Regions from separate parts of the Homo sapiens genome. Here region 1 is linked to region 2. A link is an interaction called in ENCODE POLR2A ChIA-PET data of the cell type or tissue named here. Cell type or tissue: HepG2. All regions are shown on one strand. Links, peaks and the distances in the headings refer to the core of each region. The heading gives the core; the rest is flanking DNA.

Evidence for each region. ChIA-PET counts read pairs that join two places held together with the same protein. Peaks named below come from ENCODE experiments on the same cell type or tissue, not always from the same donor. Only the 100,000 strongest peaks of a DNase experiment are listed, where the experiment ranks them.
Region 1: POLR2A ChIA-PET joins it to region 2 with 8 read pairs; 1 of 35 experiments calls an interaction of 5 or more read pairs at or near these places.

The regions. Positions count from the first base shown.
Region 1 is chr20:3,978,759-3,984,137 of GRCh38, forward strand. The region is part of intron 1 of RNF24 (ring finger protein 24); the gene reads right to left. Among named protein-coding and RNA genes, the nearest start is that of RNF24, 34 kb to the right of the region's middle. In HepG2, for the core only: no CTCF peak of the experiment used is centred there; a DNase peak (open chromatin) is centred at 2,223; H3K4me3 peaks cover 1,204 bases.
Region 2 is chr20:4,133,206-4,138,584 of GRCh38, forward strand. No RefSeq gene overlaps it. Among named protein-coding and RNA genes, the nearest start is that of SMOX, 13 kb to the right of the region's middle. RefSeq lists enhancers at 1,709-2,508, 1,817-3,016. In HepG2, for the core only: no CTCF peak of the experiment used is centred there; DNase peaks (open chromatin) are centred at 2,456 and 3,316; H3K4me3 peaks cover 811 bases.

The sequences.
Region 1 (5,379 bases), core at 138-5,137, 150 kb before region 2:
TCTCCAAATGAGATATAACAAAAAAGAGGACATAAACAATACCATTAACAAATAATATATATATTGGCTGGGTGTGGTGGCTCATGCCTGTAATCCCAGCACTTTGGGAGGCCGAGGTGGGTGGATCACCTGAGGTCAGGAGTTCAAGATCAGTCTGGCCAACATGGTGAAACCCCATCTCTACTAAAAATACAAACATTAGCCAGGCGCGGTGGCGTGCGCCTGTAATCCCAGCTGAGGCAGGAGAAACGGTTAAACTCGGAAGGCGGAGGGTGCAGTGAGCCAAGATCGCGCCACTGCACTCAAGCCTAGGCAAAAGAGTGAGACTCTGTCAAAAAAAAAAAAAAACCCAAAACAAATAATATATATATATTATATATCTACGTATCTATACTGTGTGTGCGTGTGTGTGTATAACTTTGTGTCTTAACAAAGAAAACACCTTTTCATATGAATCTGGAACATCTACATTTAGATAAACTATTTATCATGCTATAGGAAGATTCCACAGAACAGAACTCTTAGAGGCCACAATACGTGACTACAATGTGTAAAATTAACTCAACAATAAAAAGATAAACAAAAGGAAACTACTTATAAATTCAAAAAATAATCTTTAAAATGACTTCAGGCCAGGTGTGGTGGCTCACAGCTGTAATCTCAGCACAGCACTTTGGGAGGCCAAGGTGGGTGGATCACCTGAGGTCAGGAGTTCAGACCAGCACGGCCAACATGGTGAAACCCCGTCTCTACTAAAAATACAAAAATTAGCCGGGTGTGGTGGTGGGTGCCTGTAATCTCAGCTACTCAGGAGGCTGAGGCAGGAGAATCCCTTGAACCCAGGAAGCAGAGGTTGCAGTGAGCAGAGATTACGCCATTGCACTCCAACCTAGGTGACAAGAGTGAAACTCCACCTCAAAAAAATAAATAAAATAAAATAAAATAAAATGACTTCTGTCTAGTAAGTAACTAAAACAAATCACAGACCATTTAGAAGTTAATCACATTGTGGGAAAAAAATCTCATACTGAGAGAAAAATCCATTACCTTCAACATGGGAAAAGTATTCTTACAGGCTACTGTGTAGGTGTATAAGTGTAACTGATCGTATTATCAATCTAAAAAAGAATAATGAAAATAAATGGACACAAGAATTCAATTCTGGAAAGTAGAAAAAGAACAAATCAAACAAAATAAGCCAGAAGAAGGAATTAATAAAGGTCAAACAAAAATGTATGAATTAAAACAAAACAATGAAAGGAATTGAAATCAACTAACCAAAACACTAAGAATGAGACAGATAAAAAAATTCTTATGCAGAGATTTAAAAACATCCATGAGATAATTTGAGTATTAATTTTAAATTCTAGAATAGATTTTATAGGAATATAACCAAAACTGGCTCAAGAAGAAAACTTGAAAATATAGAAATATCTTCACAAAAAAGGCTTCAGACCCCAATGGCAATGAAAGTGGAACTCGCTAAACTTGCATAGATAAGTAGTCTGCTATGTACAGTAGTCCCTGCTTATCGATGGTAGATATGTTCACAGACCCCCACTGGATGCCTGAAAACCCGGATAGCACCGAGTCCTACGTTTTTTTGAACTGATAACCAAGACCCTAATGGGCAGGTAGTGTACACAGCATGCAGACACTGGGCAGGGGATGATTCACGTCCTGGGTGAGATGCAGTGAGCACGACAGCTTGAGATTTCATTACACTACTCAGAATGGTGAATAATCGAAAACTTACAAATTGTTTTGGGAATTTTCCATTTAATATTTTCAGACTACAGTTGACCATGAGTAACTGAAACTGCAGAAAGCGAAACTGAAAATAAGGGCGAACTACTGTAAACTGATTCAGAGTATACAAAAAAATGATGGAAAGCATCCCAACTCATTTAAAGGTGTAAGCATAATCCTGAAACTAAAACCACAACTTTACAGCAGAGTTCATAAACTCAAGGCCTCTGGACTGAATCTGGCCTGAACAAGTATTTTGTTTGGCCTGTACAAAATTTTAAAGATTGAGATAATTTAGATTTGGGAGATTTAACATAAAATTAGCAATTTCCAGCTCTATACAGAAAAAGGTCAGATCTAATAACCCTGGGCTCCATTCTTACACGGCAAAAACAGCCTGGAGCTGAGTGGCCTCTGCTCCCAGGCTGCCATGTTGTTGCACAATTTGTGTGTGTGTGTTGGGGGGGGCAGGGGGAGGGGGCGGCCCTGAATGCTTATGGGTTACAGTGTAAGTGTGCCTGGCCCTATTGTCAACAGAATCGCCATTTGTCACCATTTCTACCACTCCTTATCACTTCCTAATTCTGGACCAGATGTAGGTTGCCACTTGTGCTTGGGCTGTTATTTTTCTCAACGTAAATATTTCTACCTCTATCAAAAAAAATAAAAGAAAAGAAATTGATGGTTTCATGATTTTGCCTTCTACCAAGTGTATTTGGCTGATTCAATTTCCTGCCTGGCTTCTGTTGGCACTGAGTTTGTGCCCCTGCTTTACGATTTCTATCTTTGGTTTCCCCACATCAGATGACAGAAATACCCACTTATATTCTCTTTTATTTGCATAGTTTTATGCCTTAAATTTAAATGTTTAATCCATCTTGAATTTATGGCATGGAAAAAAGACCTAAAATGGTTTTTCCAATTTAGTCAACTATTCCAACAGCATTTATAAAATTCTTTCTCCACTGTCTTAAAGTTCTACCTTTTTTGGAGTCACTTTTTTTCTTTTTTTTTTTTGAGACAGAGTCTCGCTCTGTCTCCAGGCTGGAGTGCAGTGGCACCATCTCGGCTGACTGCAACCTCCACCTCCCAGGTTCAATCAATACTCCTGCCTCAGCCTCCCGAGTAGCTGGGACTACAGGCATGCACCATCATGCCCAGCTAATTTTTTAATATTTTTACATACATACATTACATATGAATTAGCATACCACTAATTCATATATGCTAGGGCAATATTTTCAACACTACTCTTCCTCTTTAATATTTTCAAGGCTATTCTTACATAATCTTTTTTTCAGCTAAACCAGTCTTTAAAATATTCTATTGGGCCGGGCACACTAACTCACGCCTGTAATCCCAGCACTTGGGGAGGCAGAGATGGGCAGATCACTTGAGCTCAGGAGTTCAAGATCAGCCTGGACAACAGGTAAAACCCCGTCTCTACGAAAAATATAAAAATTAGCTGGGTATGGTGGTGCATGCCTATGGTCCCAGCGACTTAGTAGGGTGAGGTGGGAGGATCACCTGAGCCCAGGAGCAGTGAGCGCTAATCGCACCACTGCACTCCAGCCTGGGCAACAGGGTGAGACCTCGTCTCTCTCTCTCTCTCTCTCTCTCTCTCTCTCAATAAATAAATAAATAAATGCTATTGTGAAGTTAATTGAAAGTACATTAAATTTATAGCTTATTTTGGGGAGAATGGGTCTTGCTATGGTTTGAGTATCTGTCCCCTCCCAAACTCCTCTTGAAACCTAATAACAATTTTAACAGTATTAAGAGGTAGAGGGTTGGGCGCAGTGGCTCATGTCTGTAATCCCAGCACTTTGGGAGGCCGAGGCGGGCAGATCATGAGGTCAGGAGTTCGAAAGCAGCCTGGCCAACATGGTGAAACCCTGTCTCTACTAAAGATACAAAAAATTAGCCGGGCCTGGTGGTGCGTGCCTGTAATCCCAGCTACTCGGGAGGTTGAGGCAGGAGAATCGCCTGAACCCAGGAGGTGGAGGTTGCAGTGAGCCGAGATCGTGCCATTTTGCACTCTAGCCTAGGCAACAGGGTGAGACTCTGTCTCAAAAAAAAAAAAAAAAAAGAGGTGGGAGCCTGCTGCAGTGGCTCACACCTATAATCCCAGCACTTTGGGAGGCCAAGGTGGGAGGATCCCTTGAGCCCAAGAGTCCCTGACTAGCCTGGGCAACATAGGGAGACCCTGTCTCTACAAAATTAAAAAAATCAGTAGCCAGGTGTGGCGACACATGCCTGTGGTCCCAGCTACTTGGGATGTTGAGGTGGAAGGACTGCTTAGGCCCGGGAAGTCAAGGCTGCAATGAGCTGTGATTGTGCCAATGTATTCCATCCACCCTACATGACAGAGTGAGACCCTGTCTCTACAAACAAAGTGAGACCTTTAATAGGTGATTAGGCTATGAGGGATCTATCTTCATGAATGGATTAATGCCATTACCAAGGAAGTGGGTTCCTTATAAAAGGAAGAGTTCAGACCCCTTTTGTGTTTGTTTCTCTCTGTCTTTCCCCTTCTGCAATGTGATGCCCTCCACCATGTTATGATGCAGCAGGTACCTTGCCAGATGCCAGTATCTTGATCTTGAACTTCTTGGCTTCTAGAACTGTGAGAAACAAATTCCTGTTCATTATAAATTTCTCAGTCTGTAGTATTCTATTATGGCAGCACAAATGGACTAAGGGAGGTCTTTACATCCAGGCACGTGGTATGTCTTTTCATTTATTCTAGTTTTATTTTACTACTTTCAGTAGATTTGTATAGCTTATTCATACAGGTTTTGGACTTTTCTTTAGTTTATCCCTAGTTACCATATATATATTTGCCTATACGTATTATAAATGGGGTCTTTTTTCCTTTATATTTTTTAAACTGGTTATTTCTAGCATTTAAAAAAGCTACTTCTTTGTATATTTATTTTGCAGCCTAACCTAGAAAAAATTTTAGTGCAGGTGCAACTAACTGCCATATAAATAAATCTTAATAAAGCACCCACAGAATACCCAGCTTGGAGCAGTGAGCACTCCAAGAAAAACTAGCTGCAAAATATACACTAAGACAACTAAACACAGTGACTTTCTGTGTAATCTTTTTATTTATATATCACCTAAAATAATTATAAAAATACATATCAGCCAGGCGTCGTGGCTCACACCTGTAATCCCAGCACTTTGGGAGGCCGAGGCGGGCAGATCACCTGAGGTCAGATGTTTGAGACCAGCCTAGCCAACATGGTGAAACCCTATCTCTATTAAAAATACAAAAATTAGCTGGGCATGGTGATGTGCACCTGTAGTCCCAACTACTTGGGAGGCTGAGGCAGGAGAATCACTTGAACCCAGGAGGTGGAGGCTGCAGTGAGCCGAGATCGCGCCACTGCACTCCAGCCTGGGTGACAGAGTGAGACTTGGTCTCAAAAAAAAAAAAAAAAAAAAAAAAACAAGTGAAAAAGTCTGGGCACAGTGGCTCATGCCAGTAATCCCAGTGCTTTGGGAGGCTAGGGTAGGAGGACAACTTGAGCCTGGGAGTTTGAAACCAGGCTGAGCAATATAGCAATACCCAGGCAAGGTGGGGTACACCTGTAGTCCTAGCTACTCAGGAGGCTGAGGTGG
Region 2 (5,379 bases), core at 50-5,049:
CTGTGCCTGTCTACAAAAAAAGAATGACAAGGCAAATGACATATAATGTTCACAATAATCATATCTGAGAAGCAGGAGCATGGTGTTTGTCTTTCTTGGTTATTTTTATTTTATTTTCTGTATTTACAAATTTTAAGGAACAAAACAGAAATGCCTGAAAAAATAATACTGAAGAGACTGAGTGTGGTGGCTCACACCTGTAATCCTAGCACTTTGGGAGGCAGGAGGATCGCTTGAGCCCAGGAGTTCAAGACCAGTGTGGGCAACATAGCAAGACCCTGTCTCATTAAAAAAGGAAAAAATAATAATAATACTGAAGAACAACAGCTCAGAAACCTTCTTGGAGCAGCCTGCCAATCACCAATTCTATTTGCTGGGGAGTATTCTTAGGCAATTGAAGAATGATAGAACTTGAGGGAGGAAAAGACAGGCAGGCAGACACAAAGGACAAATATCGTGTGAGTCTGCGTATGTGAGGTGCCCACCATAGATTCATAGAGACAGAAAGCAGAATAGTGGTCACCAGGGGCTGGAGGTGGGGCAGGGGGGTGTCATTGTGTAAAGAGCACAGAATTTGAGCTTGGGTTAGTGAAAGAGTTCTGGAAATGGATAGTGGTAATGGACACACGAATTGTGAATACACTGCATGCCACTGAACTACACACTTAAAAATGGTTAACATGAGCTGGGCGCAGTGGCTCATGCCTGTAATCCCAGTGTTTTGGGAGGGAGCTTGAGGCCAAGAGTTTGAGACCAGCCTGGGCAATATGGGGAGACCCTATCTCTACAAAAATAAATAAATGAATAAACAAATAAATAAATAAAGCCAGGTATGGTGGCACACACCTGTAGTCCCAGCTATTCAGGAGGCTGAGACAGGAGGATGGCTTGAGCCCAGGCAGGAGGATGGCTATGATTGTGCCAGTGCACCCCAGCCTGGGCAACAGAGCGAGACCCTGTCTCACGAAAGATTAAAATGATAAATGTTGTGCTTTGTATCTTTTACTACATGCACACACACACATGTTGGGCAGAAGAAATCAAGAATTTTATTTTGGCCATGTTAAGTTTGAGGTGCTCAGGAGGTAGTTTGATAAAAATCCAAGCTCTAGCGAGTGACCAGGGCTCTAGACGTAGATTCAGCAGACACCACGTTGAAGCCATGGGGCTAGCGAGAGTGTGGGGAAGGGGAGGCAGTCAGGACCAAGAGGGGCCCTCCCACATTCAGAGGAGCATTGTCCCGTGAGGCAGGAGGAAAACCGGGAGAGTGTAGGGTCCGAGACGTCTACAGCAGAAAGCCTTCCCAGAGGGAGGCAGCGGTCAGTGGACTGGATGTTTCTGAGAGATTGAGCGAGGTGGGGACCATCGGATTTGGCCACGTGGGAGGTGCTGGAAAAGGAAGCTGGCCTGCAGTGGGCTGGGAAGGAAGGAGCTGGGGATGGGAAGGACCCACAAGCCTTGAAGAAGGTTTGCTGTGAATATCACGGAGGAGGGGCGTGGTCGCTGGAGGCAGATAAGGAGGTTAGGGTAACCTTGTTTTGTTTAGATGAGAGCGGCTGGAAAATGTGTGTATTTTTATGGGAACAGTCCATGAGACAGGGAGAGATGGAAGAAACAGGAGAGGAGGGAGAACTGAAGGAGGAGGGGCACAGTGGAGTGAATGGCTTTTGCTAGGAGCAGGATGCCTCCCGTGTCTCAGAAGGGACAGCAGGGTGGGACAGACAGCCCCTAGGACAGGGTTGAGTGATTTCCCCAGCAGCGCTCTCTCTCTGAGAGCTCTCTGGGGTGTGTGCAGAGAGCGTAGTAGGTGGGTCTAACTCCATCAGTGATTCTCAAAGTGAGCTTGATGGGCGAGCAGCATCGGCATCACCAGGAAACTAAGAAATGCAAACCGTGGGGCACCACCCCAAACCTACTGGATCCGAAACTCCGCGGGCGGGGCTCAGCCATCTGTTTTTCACAAGCTCTCCAGGTGATTCTGAAAGTTTGAGAAGCACTGAACTAGGGCGAAGGAGCCCAGCGCATGCAGATGACCCAAAACGTCTGGATGAGAATGGCTTCAGTTCTTCGAGGAGGCAGAAGTTCATGTGGTATGAGCTCCAGGGGTGTCTTCTCTCTTCGCCAGGGACAGAACTATAAGTAAACCCTGGAAATTTCCAAGCATGGAATGCCATTCAGAGGAACTCTGAATCTTTCTAATGAAGGATTATTTATCAAGACAAACAACACACTTCAATGTACCTATTCTTTTTCCACGCCTGCATTTGAATATCAGGTTTCACCTATCTTGATCTTTGCTCCTGCCAGCAGTGATTTGAAAGGACCCTGGACTCTGTCTCCCTGGGTCACCTCTTTCAGGGTTGTCCCGAAGACCTTCTTGTGGCCTGGTCCATCTTTCCACATGGCTCAATTCCAGTTTTCATTTCTGTTGGGAAATAGCAGTGACCTGGCTTGGCCATTCTCTGTGGGAGGCCTTTTTCTTCTCTGCTGAAATAAAGACAAAGATGACTCAGCCTCTCCCAACCTCCAGGATTTCCCAGTCCTTCCAGTGACTCAGAGGATGGTCTATTTAATGGGTAACTAACAGCTCCTCCCAGGAAGTTGGCGGCCCCAGCCTCCCCCTACCTGAGTCACCAGCTCTGGGATGCTCCCATCAAGGCACAGTTACCTTCGAGACCAGGGGAGGCAAACCAAGAAAGATCAGCAATAAGTGGATCAGGAAAGAGGACAGAAGCTGAAAGGCTAGATTTGTTCCTCATTTGCTGGCGGCCTTGGGTGGACCAATGGAGGGCTCAGTGTCCCTATTTGAAAATGGAGAAATTGTGTATCCTCTGATATCATAGCTGCCCCAAAGGAGAGAAGATAAGCCCAGCCCTCTGGAACTTTTCTGTGCAAAAGGAAGGGAACCCTGGGGGTGGGTTTATCCTTGAGGATTTCTAGGACAAGCTGTAGCAGGGGCAGGGCATAGCAGGAGAGTGGAGGAAGGTGGGGTGAGGGGCAGGAGGTCAGATATGGGGTGGGCTGGCCAGGGGCAGGGCCGGAGCGATAAGTGGGAGGCAGGGAAGCTTGGCGAGGAGCAGGACCTGGAGGGCGCAGGGCACCTGGTGGGAACAGTAGCCCAAGACCTTGGTTTTGTGATGTCCTCAATTTTGCCCTGCTTTCTTCTCCCTGACTCCTTCACTACTTCTTTGCCTTTGCTCTTCTCCATTCCTCTCCTCCCCCTTCTCTTTTCTCTCCTCCTTCCCTCTCTCTTGCATCACTGAGAGCATGGAGGCAGCCTTCCCATGGGTTGAGCGTTTCCTTCCTGTTTAGATAGTGAGTGGCATCTGCTTTTGGAGCAGCCATCGGTCCATCCTGTTTACTTGTTGCTGACCCAGTGGGTTGTGGCCAGCGAGGCCATCCACCAGGACCCCCACAGGGTGGAGTGGGAACCAGGGCGCTGACACACACACAGGCATACACATAGCCATGACCAGGTCAGGCTGCCCTACTGGAGTTGATGTTTGGGATGCTGTGGGATTGGCAGCTGGGCCGAGGTCATCTCCTGTGCTGTTGACACGGATGCCCCAGCCTGCCTGGCATGGCTCAGGGCTCGGAAAAGATCTGACTGAGGCTGAGCACGCGGCCTGCAGCTGCTCACAGGGTCAGGGGAGGAGTAAGAAGCAGAAAGGGAGATGCCGGAGGGGCGACATTAGGAGGCACCTTGTCCGGTGGTGCTGTGATTCCTCATGAAGGAGTTAGAGCCAGACAAGATAAAGGGCTTACAGGACGGGTGCCCTTCACCACACCGCCTCCCTGTTCCACCTCCCCTGACCGGGCCCTTCCTTAATTCATGTGATTTGAGATGCACTCCTTTGCTTTTCTTGATTTCTCTAAATGCTGTGCAGTGGCTACTGTTCAGGGTGACGCTGGAAACTGACAAAGTTTCCAGGGGCCGGTGGTATGGGCTGGGGAAGGGGGCAGGCCTGTGAGAGGACAGATGGTGGAGGCGATGGCATTTAAGTAGAAAGTTGGAGGAACCTGAGGCAAAAAAAAAAGTGCTTGAAAGGCTAGGTGTGGTGCCTCACACCTGTAACCCCAGCACTTTGGGAGACCAAGGCGGGAAGATAGCTTGAGGCCAGGAGTTCGAGACCAGCCTGAGCAACATTGCAAGACCCCATCTCTATAAAAATAAAAAAATTGGCCACGCGCGGTGACTCACGCCTGTAATCCCAGCATTTGGGGAGGCTGAGGCAGTAGGATCACCTGAGGTCAGGAGTTTGAGACCAGCCTGACCAACGTGGAGAAACCCTGTCTCTACTAAAAATACAAAAAAATTAGCTGAGCATGGTGGCGCATGCTTGTAATCCCAGCTACTCAGGAGGCTGAGGCAGAAGAATCGCTTGAACCCAGGAGGTGGAGGTTGTGCTGAGCCGAGATTGTGCCATTGCACTCTAGCCTGGGCAACAAGAATGAAACTCTGTCTCAAAGTAATAATAATAATAATAAATCTGAAGAAGCTGATTAAAAAAATAATATTAGGCCGGGTGTGGTGGCTCACACCTGTAATCCCAGCACTTTGGAAGGCTGAGGTGGGTGGATCACCTAAGATCAGGAGTTCAAGACCAGCCTAGCCAACATGGTGAAACCCCGTCTCTGTCAAAAATACAAAAATTAGTCAGGTGTGGTAGCGAGTGCCTGTAATTCCAGCTACTCAGGAGGCTGAGGCAGGAGAATCACTTGAACCCAAGAGGCAGAGGTTGCAGGAGAATTGCTTGAACCCAAGAGGCAGAGTACCATTGCACTCCAGCCTGGGAGACAAGAGCGAAACTCTGTCTCAAAAAATAAATAAATACATAAATAAAATGATAATAAAATAAAAAGGAAAAAAAAGATGGGTGCTCTGATTTTAAGATACTGGCCTATGACCTGACTCCTAAACTCTGAGATAAGGGCCTAAGCATACAAAGATTATCAAAGAAAAAATCAAGGAATAAACAAAACTCACATAAGCCGATTCTAGAGGTGTGGCCTGGGCTGCTCTAAAGGGATTTGTGGAATTACTGAGGTTACCTGAAACTCTCCAGGAATCTGGCCTCCTGGGCTGATTACACACCAAGAATGATGGTGAAAATCCAGATAGTCCGGGGGACCCAGATCTGCCACTCATTGCTGTGTGGCTGGGCCAGTGCTTCTACTGAAAAATTATTCATTGTCTGCCTGAAATTCAGACGTAACTGGGTAAACTGTATTTTTTTATTTTTTATTTTTTTTATTATACTTTAAGTTCTAGGGTACATGTGCACAACGTGCAGGTTTGTTACATATGTATACATGTGCCATGTTGGTGTGCTGCACCTATTAACTCGTCATTTACATTAGGTATATCTCCTAATGCTA